Regions from separate parts of the Homo sapiens genome. Here region 1 is linked to region 2. The links are chromatin loops, found by intact Hi-C in ENCODE. Cell type or tissue: endothelial cell of umbilical vein. All regions are shown on one strand.

Region 1 (8,000 bases), 460 kb before region 2:
GCCTTTCTACTGAGCTGTACAAGTGCCCTCAGAAGCCTCCCAAGCAGTGTTCCTTATGGCCACAATCCATAAGGACTGGAGTAGGAGATTAAATCTATCTACCAATGATGTCAATATGGAAAAGTGGTTGATCTTTAAAAATGAAATACATATTTTAAGCTGAGAAATGTTACCCAGCAGACTATTGTGATTAATATTTATGGGCAAGGACAACTTTTCTGAATGATCAGAACAGTTTAAAATAGGGTAGAGTAGGGCATGTAAATTCATGCCTATAGTCCTAGCTACTCAGGAGGCTGAGGCGGAAGGAACACTTGAGCCCAAGAGTTAGACACTGCAGTGCGCTATGATCAATGATCATGTGCCAGAGCAAGACCCCGTCTCTAAAAAATAAATAAATATTCGTTCATTCATTCATTAAAATAGGTAGATTACACACTGAATTTCTTTTTCTCCTCCAACAGTTGTCAATTTATACTCATATTTAGTCATTTAATTTTATTATGAAAAATCAAGCAGTTAATTTTAAAAAGACTCATTGCTTACTATGTCTTTAGCAAATGAGCAGGCTATTTTGTTTTACTTTTTTTTTTTTTGATAAAAATCTAAAAGCAATTTTATGGTCATTAAGTATCCTTGAAATGAGGTTGACTGTATATCCCAGTTTGCCCTGGTTTCTGTCCATTGTCCTATTGTTAATTATGACCAATAACTGCCCTCATTCACTCTCAGAAGCATCCCTTATTTGGATAATAAATCATATGGTCACTCAAGACTACTTAATGTCCAGCATGTAAGTAATTCATCAGAAATTTATCTTTTTTTTTTTTTTTGCACTGACAATCCTCTTTATTTTACTTTTTATCATTTACTAAGGCCATTTTGCTCCAAAAGGGTATTACTATTCATACTGTAAAAAAAAGTATCCCCTGATACTTTTACATAGTGTAAAAAAAAAAAAAAGTTATCCCCCAGATAAACTCTATTCTGTTTATCCTAAAATATGTATATATTTTTTGTACTTTGCATATTCTGAAAGGAATATATTTTAAATCACTAATGAAATGCTAATCTTAAATACCTTGACTTGTAAATTGCCGTATGCCTTTGCTTGATTCTTTTGCAAAAGGAGAATCATAAAGTAGCCAAGAAGGAGGTAGCATTTGAGATTGAAATAACAAAAGACTAAGATAAATCTTTGATGTTTGCAAACCTGATGAAGACGTCTGGTAACATGTGAAGAATATTTTTATAGTACGTTTCACCATAATTGTAATCTATCACACATGAAAAAAGCTTTTATCAAGCTTAAAGGATTACAGCATTGTTTGATCTTCTGCAAATGTTTCCACTGCAGCGAGTGCCTCCTTTTCGCCCCCTAGAGTGGGAAGGAAGCTGCTTTCTCATTCTGTGGTGTCTTAACCCACATCACTATTCAGCACAAAGGAGACACTTCTGATTCTGTCTTTGCCATTAGCCCTTGTTGGTCCCAATGGACTAGAAATTGAGGCTATACCTGCAATGGGAGCAATGTACCTGCCTTTGTCCCAACTCAGGGGAAAAATTCAAGCTGCTTTATCACAATGCAAACTTCGCGGGGGAGAAAGGGTTTCTTTCTATAATTCTTGTATTCAAGAAGGATTCATTGAACTACTGAATGTCCTTACTGTTATATGTGCAAGGCCATTTGAAGGATATGGATTTAACAAAACCAGTCAATCCCTGCAGGCTTGGGGCTTATATCCTAGGGGGAAGAGACAGACAGTAAATTAGGACAAGTCATTGCCCCCAAGGAGCTTACATTTTAGTAGGGGAAGAGGCCAGAGGTAGGGGGTGGAGAGAGGCAGAAAAAAATAAAGGAAAATGTCAGATAATAAGTGCTGTCTAGAGAGGTAAAATGGGATAATGTGGTGGATAGCAAATCGGTGGCCACTTTACACTGGGTGGTCAGGAAAGACCACTCCCAGGAAGTGATACTGATGTTCATCTGAGTCTCAGGTAAGAGCCAGCTTGCCACTGACAAATCCTTCTATAGAGAAAGCCTTGAGTGGCTAATGTCTTTACTTCTTTCCCTCCCGTACAACTTGCCACTGATTATCTTCCACCCTGACCACTCCCCACCTCCCATCTTAACCTTCTTAAGCCAGAATTTTCTGCAGATTCTGAGGACAAGTGCATACCTATTCATCTTTCTATCTAGCTCTTGTGTCTATTATTAACTTTCTTTCTCTGAGTCTCACAATCTTTTAAGTCGCTGATTCCTAAAGGGGCATGTCCTGCTTCTTGGTATGGGTAAAGGGGAAGGAAGAAGAGAGAAAAAGCCTCTCAAGGTATCAATCAGAGGGAGGAAGGGAAGAGAAATACAAAGAAAGGCAGGTTGATACTTAGGAATGCTGAAGCAAAATGGAGTGTCATAGTTCTGGACAACACTAATGCTGACTAAGGAATATCGTTTCCTCCTGCTCTAGTATCTTTCTCTCCCTCTCCCTCCCTTTTCTTACATAAAAACCAAGGAGGAGGTGCAAGTCAAGTACAGTTTAGGGATGTTTGCTTGGTACGTGTGCAGGTGTGTACGTGTGTGTGCGTGTGTGTGTTTAATTGGAATTTCTTTCCTTTTTTTTTTTTTTTTTTTTAACAGGTCACCCAGGCTGGTGCACAATCACAGCTCACCACAGCCTCAACCTCCCAGGCCCAAGCAATTCCCCTATCCCAGCCTCCTGAGTAGCAAGTGCACATCACCATACCCAGCTATATTTTAAATTTTTTGTAGAGACAGAGTCTCATCATTTTGCCCAGGCCTGGACTCAAACTCCTGGGCTCAAGCAATCCTTCCACCTTGGCCTCTCAAAGTACTGGGAATTATAGGCATGAACCACTGCACCCAGACTAAAATTAGGATTTCTTTTTAGTTATAAATAGTATTGAAGAGAGGCTTATGAGTTTTTAAGGTGTGGTTTTCAGGTAATGTGGGTTGCTGTTTGGCCTTCCAGTGTGTTCCCTTGAGTGGCTAATTCTTATATTTAGTCATTCTCCCTTTGACATAGAGACAGCACATGACTATGGCATTGAGCAAAAGTTTTCAAAAATTAATTTTAGCAATTGATTCTCTTTCTCCAAATGCAATCTGTTGGCTAGGCACAGTGGCTCACGCCTGTAATTTCAACACTTTGGGAGGCTGAGGTGGGCAGATCACTTGAGGTCTGGAGTTTGAGACCAGCCTGGCCAACATGATGCAACCCAATCTCGACTAAAAATACAAAACTTATCTGGGCATGGCGGTGCCTAACCCAGGAGGTGGAGGTTGCAGTGAGCCAAGATTGTGCCACTGCACTCCAGCCTAGGCAACAGAGCGAGACTCCATCGCAAAAAAAAAAAAAAGCAATCTGTTGTAGAATCCTTAAATGTAAAACGGATGAAAGCAAATCTCCTGTTGAAACAGACCTTGGAGGTCATACCTGTGCCCTCTGCTTCTCCCTCTCTCTTCTCCGCCCTTGCCTCTGAAGCAACATGAAAAGCTGAGGCTAGGAGCTGTGCTCTTCTATACTTAGGAGACTGGGATGCTGGACCAACCTTGAGAAGCCTGTGCTTTAGAACTGAACCTTACTCTGCACTTTAGCCACAGGCTATCAACGCAGGCTCAGGGGACCAAAACCAAACCTTCCTATACTGAGATTAATGACTGCAAAAAGGGCTTTCTCTCAGAGGCTGCTAATAGAGGCAGTTCTATTCACAATAATTAACTTGCTTCTCCCAATTACTTTACCATAAATGTCTGGGCTTTGTTCAAGTTTATGTTCTTTTTAAGATCACTAAGAATAAAATACTGTGTTGTGAACATAATTAGATTTTATAAACCCAAAGACTCTGGAATTATGCTGTGGTTTATCTCTTTATGAAGCAATTATACCAATTATAGAAGATAATGTTTTAATGGGAAATATTACCCATTTGGCAGACACTATTGGTTTAAAATAAAAGAAGTGATTAAAAACAACTTATGAATCTCTCTTGGGTAAAAGAATGAAAACAATATAACATAATTGGGTTCTGATTCATAAAATGAATTGTACACAACTTTCTTCGATGCTGTAGTTAAGACAAAATTACAAGAAAGTCTAACAAAGGTTTGACAGAATGTTATTATGTGTCTTTCCTACTGCTAAGATTACATCATTAAACCCCAATTAATGTTTTATGTTAAGGCTTTCTTAGCCATTTTGCTAATTTCACTTTTCAACTTAAGATAACCACACTGCACCTTTTAGATCCAGAATTCCCATCAATTTCCTGAAGATGCATTCCCATTATGATTATTTTCAGGAATACAAGTTATTATCTAATTCTCATAATTAGCATTTAGCAACAGATTAGGAACTTATTCTTAAATGGTCCATTTTTGTCTGGGGTAGTAAAAGTATTCTGGGCTACTTTTATGAGACGGGGTTGGGGGGGAACCCTAAACAACAGTGTTACAGAAGCATAACTCTTTCCTGAGATTGTTGGTTTAAAAATTCAAGCAAAACAAAATGCTGTTTCTAACCATAAAGGCATACCTAAAATTAGAGACTGTCAGAGCACAGGAAGGAAATCATAAATAGCCAAACACTGGAACACAAGTGTGAGGTACGGAAGTCAATAAACGTTACTGTTTTCTTTCTGTTCACATCCTGTCTGAGAATTGTATTAGAGGAGAGCAAGAGAGAAAGAATGCAACAGTAAAATAAAGGGAATGCATTTTTATTTCTGAACTACACAGTAATTCATGAAAACACACTTTTTAAAAATCAAAGGAATACCAGTGTAAATGGAGTGAAAAGTGACAGTTGCTATTCACTCCTTTTTTTCCCACTCCTACCCCATCATCAAAGGTAATGACTCTCAGCAAATTATGAGGTTTTTCCTAGTATTTTTATTTAAATGATAAAATATGATATTGTCCTATGACATGCTATTTTTAACCTAACAATATGTCTCAGAAATCTTCACATGTCATTATATGTAGCTTTACCTTATTCTTTTAAACAATTGCCCTAATAATCTATAGAATAAATTTCAATAATATATTAACCTAATCTATTAATGAACATTTAGGTTATTTCCAATTTTTCACTAGTACACCTATTCCTTTAATAATTCCTCTTGTACATATGTTTATACACATATAAGAATTTTGTGTGTTAGGTTGTCAGGGACAGATACCTAAATGTGGAATTGCTGGGCCAAGAGACAGAAAGGAAGATAAAATCATTTACATTTTGCAGCCAGGTGTGGTGGTGTGCTCCTGTGATCCCAGCTACTTGGGAAGCTGAAGTAGGAGGACTGCTTGAGCCCAGGAGTCCAACACCAGCTTCACAACATACCAAGACCCTGTCTCAAAAAAAAAAAATTAGATTTTGGTAAGTATTACCAATTATTTCTCTAAAAAGAGTTTGCCAATATTATTAGTACGTAAAATGTTTGCCAACCTGATGGGTATCTTGTTTGCATTTTTTTAGAAGATGAGGTTGAATATTTTATTTGTTTATTGCTTTTTTGTATTTCTTATTTTTTGGTTCACCTTTGTTATATTATTTGGTCATTTTTCTACTGAGTTGTTGGTTATAGTCTTAGTCATTTGCAGGAGTGCTTAATATAAATCTTTTCTGTTATATATGTTCTAAATACGTTTTCCCAGCCTGTGTGTTATTTTTTTATCTTCATGTTTTCTTTTGCCAAACAAAAGTTTTAAAATTGTATGCAGTCAATCTGTTGCCATTTTTCTTTATGACTTCTAGACTGGGTATCATGTTTAGTGTCAAAAGACAAAATCACAACAAATTTAGTTCAAAGATCTTATGTGGGGCCGGGTGCTGTGGCTCAAGCCTGTAATTCCAGCACTTTGGGAGGCCAAGGTAGGTGGATCACCTGAGGTCAGGAGTTCGAGACCAGCCTGGCCAACATGCTGAAACCCCTTCTCTACTAAAAATACAAAAATTAGCTGGGAATGGTGGCACGTGCCTGTAATCCCAGCTACTCAGGAGGCTGAGACAAGAGAATTGCTTGAACCTAGGAGGCGGAGGTTGCAGTAGGCCAAAATTGCACCATTGCACTCCAGCCTGGGCAACAGAGCGAGACTCCATCTCAAAAAAAAAAAAAGATCTTAATTGAGGTCAGGTGCTTTGGCTCATGCCTGTAATCCCAAAACTTTGGGAGGCTGAGGTGGGAGGATTGCTTGAGCTTGGGAATTCAAGGCCAGCCTGGGCAATATAGTGAGACCCTATCACTATTAAAAAGAATAAAGAATTTTAAAAATATTTTTAAAAAATTTTAATTGTCTTTTATTTGCAATTCTAGAATCGGACAACACCTCATACTATAAAACAGAGTGAGTGTTCTGATGAGCTGAGCAGAGGAGGTTGATTTAAGGAACTTTCTTATCACGCTGGCGAAAACTGGCCTGTTTAGGGATTTGGCTGTTATCTCTGTGTCCTGATTTGTTGAAAGGTCAGATAAAGATCTTAGTTTCAGCAGGTTAGTGTGGAACTTCAGCATGACTGACTCCAGTTTGGTTTTGTCTGTTGGGCCTAGTACAGGAGCTCAGTCCAAACCAATGATCTATTATACATTTGATTTAACATTAGTAAAATATGTATTTACGCTAGAACATGTAGTGGTGTAATATAGTCTGAACGTTGTCCCCATCTAATCTTATATTGAATTGTAATCCTCAGTATTGGATGGAGGTTGGGCCTGGTGACAGGTGACTGGATCACAGGGGCAGATCTCTCAGGAATGACTTAGCACCATCTCTTTTGTAGTAAGTGAGTTCTCAAGAGAGCTGGTTGTTTAAAAGTGTGTAGCACCTTTCCCTTCTCTCTCTCTTGCTTCTGCTCTCCCTGTGTGAGATGCCTGCTCCTGCTTCACCGTCCACCATGATTGTAAGCAGCCCAAAGCTTCACCAGAAGCAAAGCAGCTACCAGTGCCATGCTTCATGTATAGCCTGCAGAACTGTGAGCCAATTAAACCTCCTTTCTTTATAAATTACCCAGCCTCAGGTATTTCTTTTTTTTCTTCCTTTTCAAAAACATTTTTTTTCAATTTCATGGAAAAGAGGTTTTTCATTTTTCCAAAAATTGTACCAAGGTAAAGCAAAGTTCTAGTTGATGCAGGTGCATTGTATAGGCGTTAGCAATACTGCCCTCATTATGCACTCATTAGACAGTAGTGCAACCCCAAGAAAAGGATGGTTAGATATTTCTTTATAGCAATGCAAGAACAGCCTAACATACGGTGATATTAAGCAATGGGAGAACAGTGGGCATTAGAAGACACAGATCAGATTAGAATCTACCTTTCTGGCTGGATGCGGTAGCTCACACCTGTAATCCCAGTACTTTGCGGGGCTGAGGCGGGCAGATCACCTGAGGTGAGGAGTTTGAGAGTAGTCTGGCCAACATGGTGAAACCCTGTCTCTACTAAAAATACAAAAAATTAGTTGGGCATGGTGGCACACGCCTGTAATCCCAGCTACTAGGGAGGATGAGGCAGGAGAATCATTTGAACCGGCGAGGCGGAGGTTGCAGTGAGCCGAGATCGCACCATTGCACCCCAGCCTGGGCGACAGAGCAAAACTCTGTCTCAAAAATAAATAAATAAAAAGAATCCACCTTTCTCAGACCCTGGCTATGTGGTTTCCAGCAAACCCTTAACCAGGAGGATTCAGTTTCTTTTTCCTTAAAAAAGATCCTATTAATATCTTCCTCTGGCCATTCGTTGAGAACATTAAATTAAATAACATTTGGAAACACTGGCAGGCTAGTCAGAGTGGCTCATGCCTGTAATCCCAGCACTGTGGGAGGCCAAGGCCAGTGGATCACTTGAGCTCAGTACATTGAGACCAGCCTGGGCAACATGGCAAAACCCAATCTCTACAAAAAATTAGCCAGGTGTGGTGGTGTGTGCCTATAGTCCCAGCTACTCAGGAGGCTGAGGTGGGAGGACTGCTTCAGCCTGGGAGGCAG
Region 2 (8,000 bases):
CTCTGTCTTCTTCTCTTGACCTATTTAAATTCTCCTTTTGTAGGCCCTAGTTCACATCACCTCTTCCAAGGACGGTCTGTCTCCCTAATTAATTTTGTTTATAGTAATTAATTCCCTTCATGAATTCCTGCTACATGCTTACATCTTATGGGTTCAAGGATTCCTGAGGGTGGGTCATGAATGCAAAAGGTGGGCATGGGGAGTTGTGCACTAATGCCCTAAAACTGTATGCAAAATCTGGTGTGTGTGCTTATGTTTTGCTTTTTTTTGTTTTCCGAAGGACAAGATTTATAGCCACCGTCAAGCTTTCAAAAAGGTCTATAACACCATTTATTTCAATGGTTAATTGTATGTTATTTAGTGCCTACTGTGTATAAATATTGTCTTCCCACTGTTGGCTTGGTAATAATATAGCAACTACACTTATTCATTACTATATGCCAGCTACTGTGTCAAGTACTCTGTGCAGATACTAATTCATTTGATATTTTCTGCAACTATAGGAGGTTGGGTTTATCATACCTACTGAGATCAAAAGCTCAGGACAGTTGCATAATTTGCCCAAGATCATACAGCTATTACATGGCAGAAAGAGGATTTCAACCCAGATATCTGACTTTAAAGCCATGCCCTAAGCAGACAGCTGAGTTATCCCATGCCATCTTCTCTCATATTGACTAATGTGGAGAATGAGGCCTCAATTAAAACTGGATTAGATTAAGACATGCGATGTAGCAACCAACACATCAGCCAGCCTGAGTCTCGCACCCTGGGTGTTTGCGTGCCCAGTGTTTGTTTTCTTAGAAACAGGATACACCTTGCTGCTCCTTCCTACAAGTATCCCGTGAAATACTGACTGTTCTGAGCCCACAGATGCTCACTTGCTTGGTGGCCTGCACAGCTCTGAGAAGCCTGGGTGGAGCTTCTGATGTTTCCATGCATTTGATTAGGGCCAGTTGCTGGTGCTCTGAACTTTCACCTCCAGCATGAGATGGCCACTTGTGTGGCACCAAGATTCCAAGGGACCATGCACACTCATCCTGTGCCCCAAATAAGTTTTCAGCTGGTGAAGGCGGGCCCATGGGGAGTAGCCCTCGGATGGGGACCCATGAAGGAGTGGAACTTAGCCCCTTCTGTGCTCTGCTGGACCAGAATCCAGTAACACACAGACATGTGTTTACAGTCAACACTAAGAATGACGTTTACAAACAAGTTTTACTCTCTAACTAGTATAGCAAGACGGCTGACAAAAGATTTGCTGATATCTGCATGGCTGGCTTAGGAGAGCCAGATATCTCATGTGCTTATCCATAAATGAATAGATGAATGGATAAATTCAGCAATTATTTAATATTGAAAACAAAAGCTAACATTTAGAGTGCTTTTTCTGTGCCAGGCACTGTGTTAAGGGCTTTAGATAAAATTATTTTATTTACTCTTCACAACATCCCTGATAAAGGCATTACTATTATTCATTAACTAGTTTTCAAATTCTAAAAGAATATATACATGAGCAAATAATTTAAACAGTCTAAAAGGTTATACGACAAAAACTAGGTCTCCTGGTACTCCTGGCTTTCCCAGGCAACAACTGTTATCAGCTTTTCCTGTTTCCTTCTGACATCCCATGCATATATAGACATGATTATGCTTATATCTGTCTTTAAAAATAGAAATGGGAGCATATTATACACATTGCTCTGAACCTTGTCTTTATTTTGATTAATAATATATTCTTAAGACCATGGTAAAGTTAGTTTTATTAACCCATTTTCCAAGTGAAGCTCTCAGAGATACCTAGTTAATAAGCTCCAGGGCTGACATGAAGCCTGGTGCTCCTAGCCATCACTCCACACTGCAGGCCTCCTGCATCCCTCAGAAAGCTTCTGAGCCTGCAGAGAGGAAGTGGGAATGATCAGGGAAGCAGAAGAAAAAAATTCCTGCCCTAAAAGAACTCACTGCTTTTAGGAGCAAACAATACTATATGAAGTGAGAGAATATTTCCAAACAACTTAAGAATATATCCAGGACACAGGTTCACAGTACTCCAAGGTGCTAAGCATGTGTGAAGGAAGGAGCCCCAGAGTGGAGTGACTCCAGCAAGGAAGTCCGCTACAGCTATGGTTCTAAACGCGTGGTCACACCAGCCAGCAGCATGAGCATCGCCTGGGAGCCCCTTAGAAATGCAAATCCACAAAACTCATCCCAGATCTACTGAATCAGAAACTCTGGGAGTGGGCCTGGCAGTCTGTTTTAACAATCCTTATGAATGATTTTGATGCTCCCTAAAGCTTAAGGACCACCCCACTAGAAGGAGGTAATTTCTAGATAGAGCTTTTCAACAGAAGGATGATCCAGCTATCAAGTAAATTAGCATCAGTCTATTTAAGCCAAGATTGATCCATATTCTTAGCATTATCCTAGGACTAAGCTGAGAATGGGGGATACACAGACAGACCCTACATCTTAAGAAGGTTATTCCTGGCAAGGGACATAATATCAATCTGCCTAAGAAAAGAGGCAGAATATTCCAAATTCCCTGGTTGAGGGCTCTACCTCTTATCTGTGATGAAGTGGTCTGTGGCCCTTTTGATACCTAAACCCAGACAACTTGTAATTCCCTACGTGACCAACTGGGATTCCTTCCCATCAGCATTCCTGCTCTCTGCTCCCCTGGCTGAGCAGGGCTGGAGGTTGTCTGAAATGGAATCCTTTACCCTGGATATTGCCCACAATGTAGCTAATCTACCCCCAGTTCTTGGTGGGCTGACAAAGCAGAAGAACACAGAAAGAACAACAGAGATATTTATGATTCTAGTCTTAAAGCCCTAGCATCTGACCCACATTAAGAAGAGGGCATGCTTTCTAATATTGCTAAGCAAATAGGAGCTCACCCACTTCCTTAGAATGCACTTAAAAAAAAAGAAACCGAAAAGCCCAAACACCTGATGGGAGGGTTGAAAATGAGGCAACTGGCACATGGTGCTGCATCCATTTTAGGAGAAGAGAAATTAAATTCCTAGGGAGCCATTCCTCTGTGTTGAGTTGTGTCAGCTTCTTGAAGGGGCAGGAGAAATGGATTCAGGAGAGAAAAAGGCTGAGAAAGGACAGAGAAGAGTGTGTACAGCTCGCTGACATTTGCAGTCGCCAGCTGGGGCTGGGCTTCACCAACAAACAATGAATGTGGGCGACTGGGCTGGTGGTTAAAGGGCTTACAACTCCAGCACGATGGACTGAGTCCTGCACATAAATAAGGAATGTAAGTGGGTCAGTAAAACATGCCAAAGGCAAGCAGTAGGTGCTTAGAGAAAGGATGGTCAGTGAGGACTTGAGTAGCCAGAAGACAGATGGAGGAGAGAGGTCTTAAATGAGTCAATCCTTGAAGGGTAGGAACTTGACAGGTGGGGGTGGGGAGAATTTCAAAACAGTTACTGAGGGGAGTGGTAGACAGCAGATTAAAGTTAACTTTCTCATGTGGAATGGGAGCCACCAAAGGTTTCTGAGCAGAAAAAGCAGGCATAAGGGAACACTGTGGGGAAAATGATTGAGCAACCTCCTATGCAGGGTGGAACAGAAATGGGAGACAGTGAAAGACAAAGTAGACTATTTCCATACAAGGTTCAGGAGCAGGCAACATGGTCAGGGCTTGGGGTCAGATGAAACTGGGTTCAATTGGGATTCTGCCACTTAATGTTGTATAATATTGAACAAATCACTCTCCCTGAGCCCTCAGATTCTCTATCTGTAAAACAGGATAACAAGAGTGCCTATCTCACAGGACTGTAATGATTAAATAATAAAGAGGCAGCACATAGAAACCACCCAGTGTTCATCTATCTATCAAACATCATTATTATTAGGAGTTAGTGCATGAGATTTCAAACAGATGGAAGCAATTACAATGCAAAAAATTTTTTAAAAGCTGGATGTGAGAGCTGTGAAAATGTAAGAATGAATAAGACTCCATTCTTGGGGCTGAATGGGAGTGACAGCCCAGAAATGGCTGTTGATTTCCAAGGGGTGCATGAAGAAAAGTGCAGAGGATGGCTTTGAGCCTTTCTCACTTGGATGGGGATAGTAGGGCAGTTTCAAAGGAGCAGAGACAGGCTGAGGGAAGCCACCCTGGACAGGGCAACATCCTCACAAAAGGTAGGGAAACAGAGGGAGTGTTAGGGAGGAAGGGTAAGTTAATGCTGTATAAATACGTTTAGTTAAAAACATATTATACCAAGAAAACAGAAGAATGTACTTCAAGATGTAGCTATTGCCAGGTTGTATGAATTTTAGGGGATTTTTAGTGTTGTTTTCTATGTACTCTGGTAGTTGTGAGTTTTTCATTTTTTGGAATTAAGAGTTAATATTTATATACCACTTACACTTGCCAAGCATTGTTCTAAGGGCTTTACAGATATTAACTTAATTTTCAAAACAATGCTATGAGGTTATTCCCATTGTTCTTCCTAGTTTAGAATTAAGGGAACTGAGGGAGGCAGCCACTTAGAACACGGCCAAGGTCAGAAAGAAGGTTAATGGAGGAGTCAGCACTCTAATCCTGGCAGCCTGGCTCCTGATTCTATGCTCTTTAACCACATATGATACTTTTATGATTAAGAAAAGAAAAACACCTAGTAATTGTTATTCACAAAACCAGGGGGAGGAGTTATTAGTCACTTTACGGGGTAAAAGGAAGTAGAGGGCAAGAACAGCTCACAGATGACTGGGAGTTACTGGGGACTGCTGAGTAGTTTCCACAGCTTGAAGGGAATGGAGGTCAAATGATAAGGGGCTGAACACAGAACTATTAATTCAGGGACCAGGCAGTGACTACAGAGGAATATTTAGAAAAATTTGGCAGTGTAGTCAAGACAAGGAATTGTATCGAAACTTTCAGGGGCAGGAGGGTTGTTTCAGAGATGGTTGGCACTGGAGCATTTCCAGAAACAGAGGAGGAGAGTTGAGAAACTAGGGAGAGTGAAGATGTGCAAAGAGGGTAACTGAGAGGGCAGAAGGGGATGAGCTCAGGACTGCGCTCAGAAATTGGTCAAAAGAGGAGCTGATAAACCAGAACTGGAGGATACAGTGGTGGAAAAGCAGGAAGGAATGAACTGCTCATACAATACAGGTGAATCTCTCAGATATTATATTGAACAAAAAAGCCAGTTATAGAAGAGCATGCACTGTCAATTCCATTCGTTCATTCGAGACGAAATCTCACTCTGTCGCCAGGCTGGAGTGCAGTGGCGTGATCTTGGCTCACTGCAACCTCCGCTTCCCAGGTTCAAGTGATTCTCCTGCCTCAGCCTCCTGAGTAGCTGGGACTATGGGCATGTGCTTCCAAGCCCGGCTAATTTTTGTATTTTTAGTAGAGATGGGGTTTCACCATGTTCACCAGGCTGGCCTCGAACTCCTGACCTCAGGAGATCCACACACCTTGGCCTCCCAAAGTGCTGGGATTACAGGTGTCAGCCACCGCGCCTGGCCCAATTCTATTCATATAAAGTTCAGGAACAGGCAAAATGCATCTACAGTGATAGAAACTATAAGAGTACAGAGTGGGTGGGGATATGGATGAAGAAAGACTGGCTATGAGTTAGTTGTTAACTGCTGCAGCCAGGTCACTTCAACAATTAAACTGCATGAGGTTCATTCTACTTTTATATATGTTTGAAAATTAAAAAAATTAAAAGTCTATAGTCCTAAACATGTCATAACATATTATATGATAATTAACATTATCAGTTATTTTTATCATTATTTGTCATGAAAGAATGGAAGACACGTTAATTATTATCTACAATTTCCTTCTTTAGATCATGATCTAACAAGTATGTCCAATGTCCACAGCACAAAGGAAGCAGCTGCCTTTTGAGGGAGCATGGACAGGATTAAAAAAGCCACAATCTGGGCCCTCTGCCCATTTCACACAATGCTCAGGCTCTGGGTCACAGACATCCAATTTTTACTTGCCAGGAAGCATCATTCCTTGGAGGTACGCATGAAAAAGGAAAGGCCCAACACTGTGGTGCAGATACTCCTAACTTTGACATGCCAAAAAATGCAAAATAGGATACTTAATTTTTCTTTCTTCCCTCATCTCACCTTCTCCCATAACACGCTAGCAAGGAAACATGCCCTCACCACCTTTTAAACATGTCTGGATTTGAGGAAACATGTCTGTCAAACATGTCTGTACTTTGAAAAAGGTCAAAGTCTGTGGAATTTCTGGGGTGACCAGCAAGGTGAACATTTTGTGTTGGCCCTCATGGTTAAAGTACTTGTTTTGAGACTCACAGTATCTAAATGTTTATATATTTTCAAAGGGGAAAGGACTGATGATACAAGATGTTCCCAAGTCAACTTCTGACAGTTCTAACTCATTCCCTAAATTGATTAGAATTCTCTCTCTCTAAAAGCAAACTTGATAACAGCTTCTTTTTAAAAGTGTTACTTGAGGGAAAACATGGGACAGAAATCAAAGCAAGCCATTTAAAGTCCAAACCCAATCAGCAACATCAATACAATTTACATAACATGGCACCCATACAGTACGTTTATACTTTAGTTCACTGAGTTTTGTATTTCAGAATGTCTCCAGTTCATCTTAAGGAGTGACATAAAATTTCTCAGAAATATTATTTCAAGTTCATTAAAATTTTTCTTTAAATAGGTACAGAACTTTTAACATATGTGGTTGAGTCAAACAAAACATGACGGAGCATCACTTACAACAAATGAAAAGATGACACCAATTTAAATACTCATGTTACTATAAACAACTTGCTTGTTAAGTTTTACTCACTCAAATTTAAGAATATCACAAAATGAGAGCATGAAGTGGAATGGAGTAGGAGGATTCCTGTCTGTAATCCCCCTAAAAGAACTTCCACGGCTAATTTCAGCCTCAGGTTTCTTGGGCCAGACCTATTTGAAATATTCTGCTTCTTTTGGTATATCAGTAACTGACCAGGCCATGGGTCCCAAGCATTGGCTTTTTAAAACTATAGTCAGCAGACTTTTCACAAATATTGACATCTACTTCACCCATGAGAGTCTTTAAGTTGAATCCTCTATCTGATGGTGGGCACCTCATATTATATTGTGCTTTATATCTTCCATATGCAATACACAAAGAATAAGTATGTGCTGATTTATCATGAGTCACATGGATGGTCTTGGCAGGAAGTGACAGCTTTGTCATTCTTTTTCATAATTCAGGAAACACAGGAACAACATATGCCTTGGGTTGGGCACAGAGTGAGAACTCAATAAACACTTCATCCAGTGAAATGATGACACAGAAATCTGTGGCAGTGCTTTAGTTGAGTGATAAGGGCTTGAACCCAATGTGTGAAAGCCAGAATTTATGAAACAAATGAGATGATGTCACATTACAAAAAGATTCCTCCTAAGACTTTCCCAAATGTATTATCTATTGAATGAAAAGGTTAAGTCAGAGAAACTAATTGTTTAGCTTTTTTCTAGTTAAATATCAATTAGGAACTGTAATGCACATCTCTAAATCAAAATATAACATTTCTGCACAACATCTTGTGTGTTCTGAGTATAACTCTACTTAAGTTCCCAAAGTACATTACTAGTGCATGTGTTCTCATCATTCTTGTACTTGTGAAAGGGAGGGTGATATAGACTTTGGTTTTAGGATACCCACTACCTTTGGTTTCAGGCTACCCACTACCTTTGGTTTCAAAAGCCGCTCCTCTTCTGATGTCTGTTCTTGGTGTATTAAGGACAAATACTGGAAATTATACATGTGACCCTGCAAGCTTTGGAAAGAAAGAAGTGCGCCAAGTGCCTCCATTGCTTAAATCTGCCTGTGCAGGTCAATTACTTAAAGTGGAGGGAAATAGGGCTGCGTCCAAGGGTAATTCATCTTATGAGTGGCACTGGGCATAATATACACTTTAAAGCAAATCCTAACAGGTAATACAACAATATTATGCCTTTTATTTACTTACTTATTTAATTGCAAAGTTAATTAA

Evidence for each region. A loop is a pair of places that touch in the nucleus more often than their neighbours do. Peaks named below come from ENCODE experiments on the same cell type or tissue, not always from the same donor. Only the 100,000 strongest peaks of a DNase experiment are listed, where the experiment ranks them.
Region 1: it touches region 2 in a loop (3-fold over the local background); 1 of 110 quality-filtered maps calls a loop at or near these places.

The regions. Positions count from the first base shown.
Region 1 is chr1:67,260,500-67,268,499 of GRCh38, forward strand. It overlaps a transcript of IL23R not described here and the pseudogene RNU4ATAC4P. Among named protein-coding and RNA genes, the nearest start is that of IL12RB2, 43 kb to the right of the region's middle. RefSeq lists an enhancer at 4,557-4,656. In endothelial cell of umbilical vein, no CTCF peak of the experiment used is centred here; a DNase peak (open chromatin) is centred at 4,582; H3K27ac peaks cover 1,596 bases.
Region 2 is chr1:67,719,209-67,727,208 of GRCh38, forward strand. The region is part of intron 2 of GNG12 (G protein subunit gamma 12); the gene reads right to left. Among named protein-coding and RNA genes, the nearest start is that of GADD45A, 38 kb to the left of the region's middle. In endothelial cell of umbilical vein, no CTCF peak of the experiment used is centred here; DNase peaks (open chromatin) are centred at 753, 4,593, 5,913 and 7,223; H3K27ac peaks cover 4,948 bases.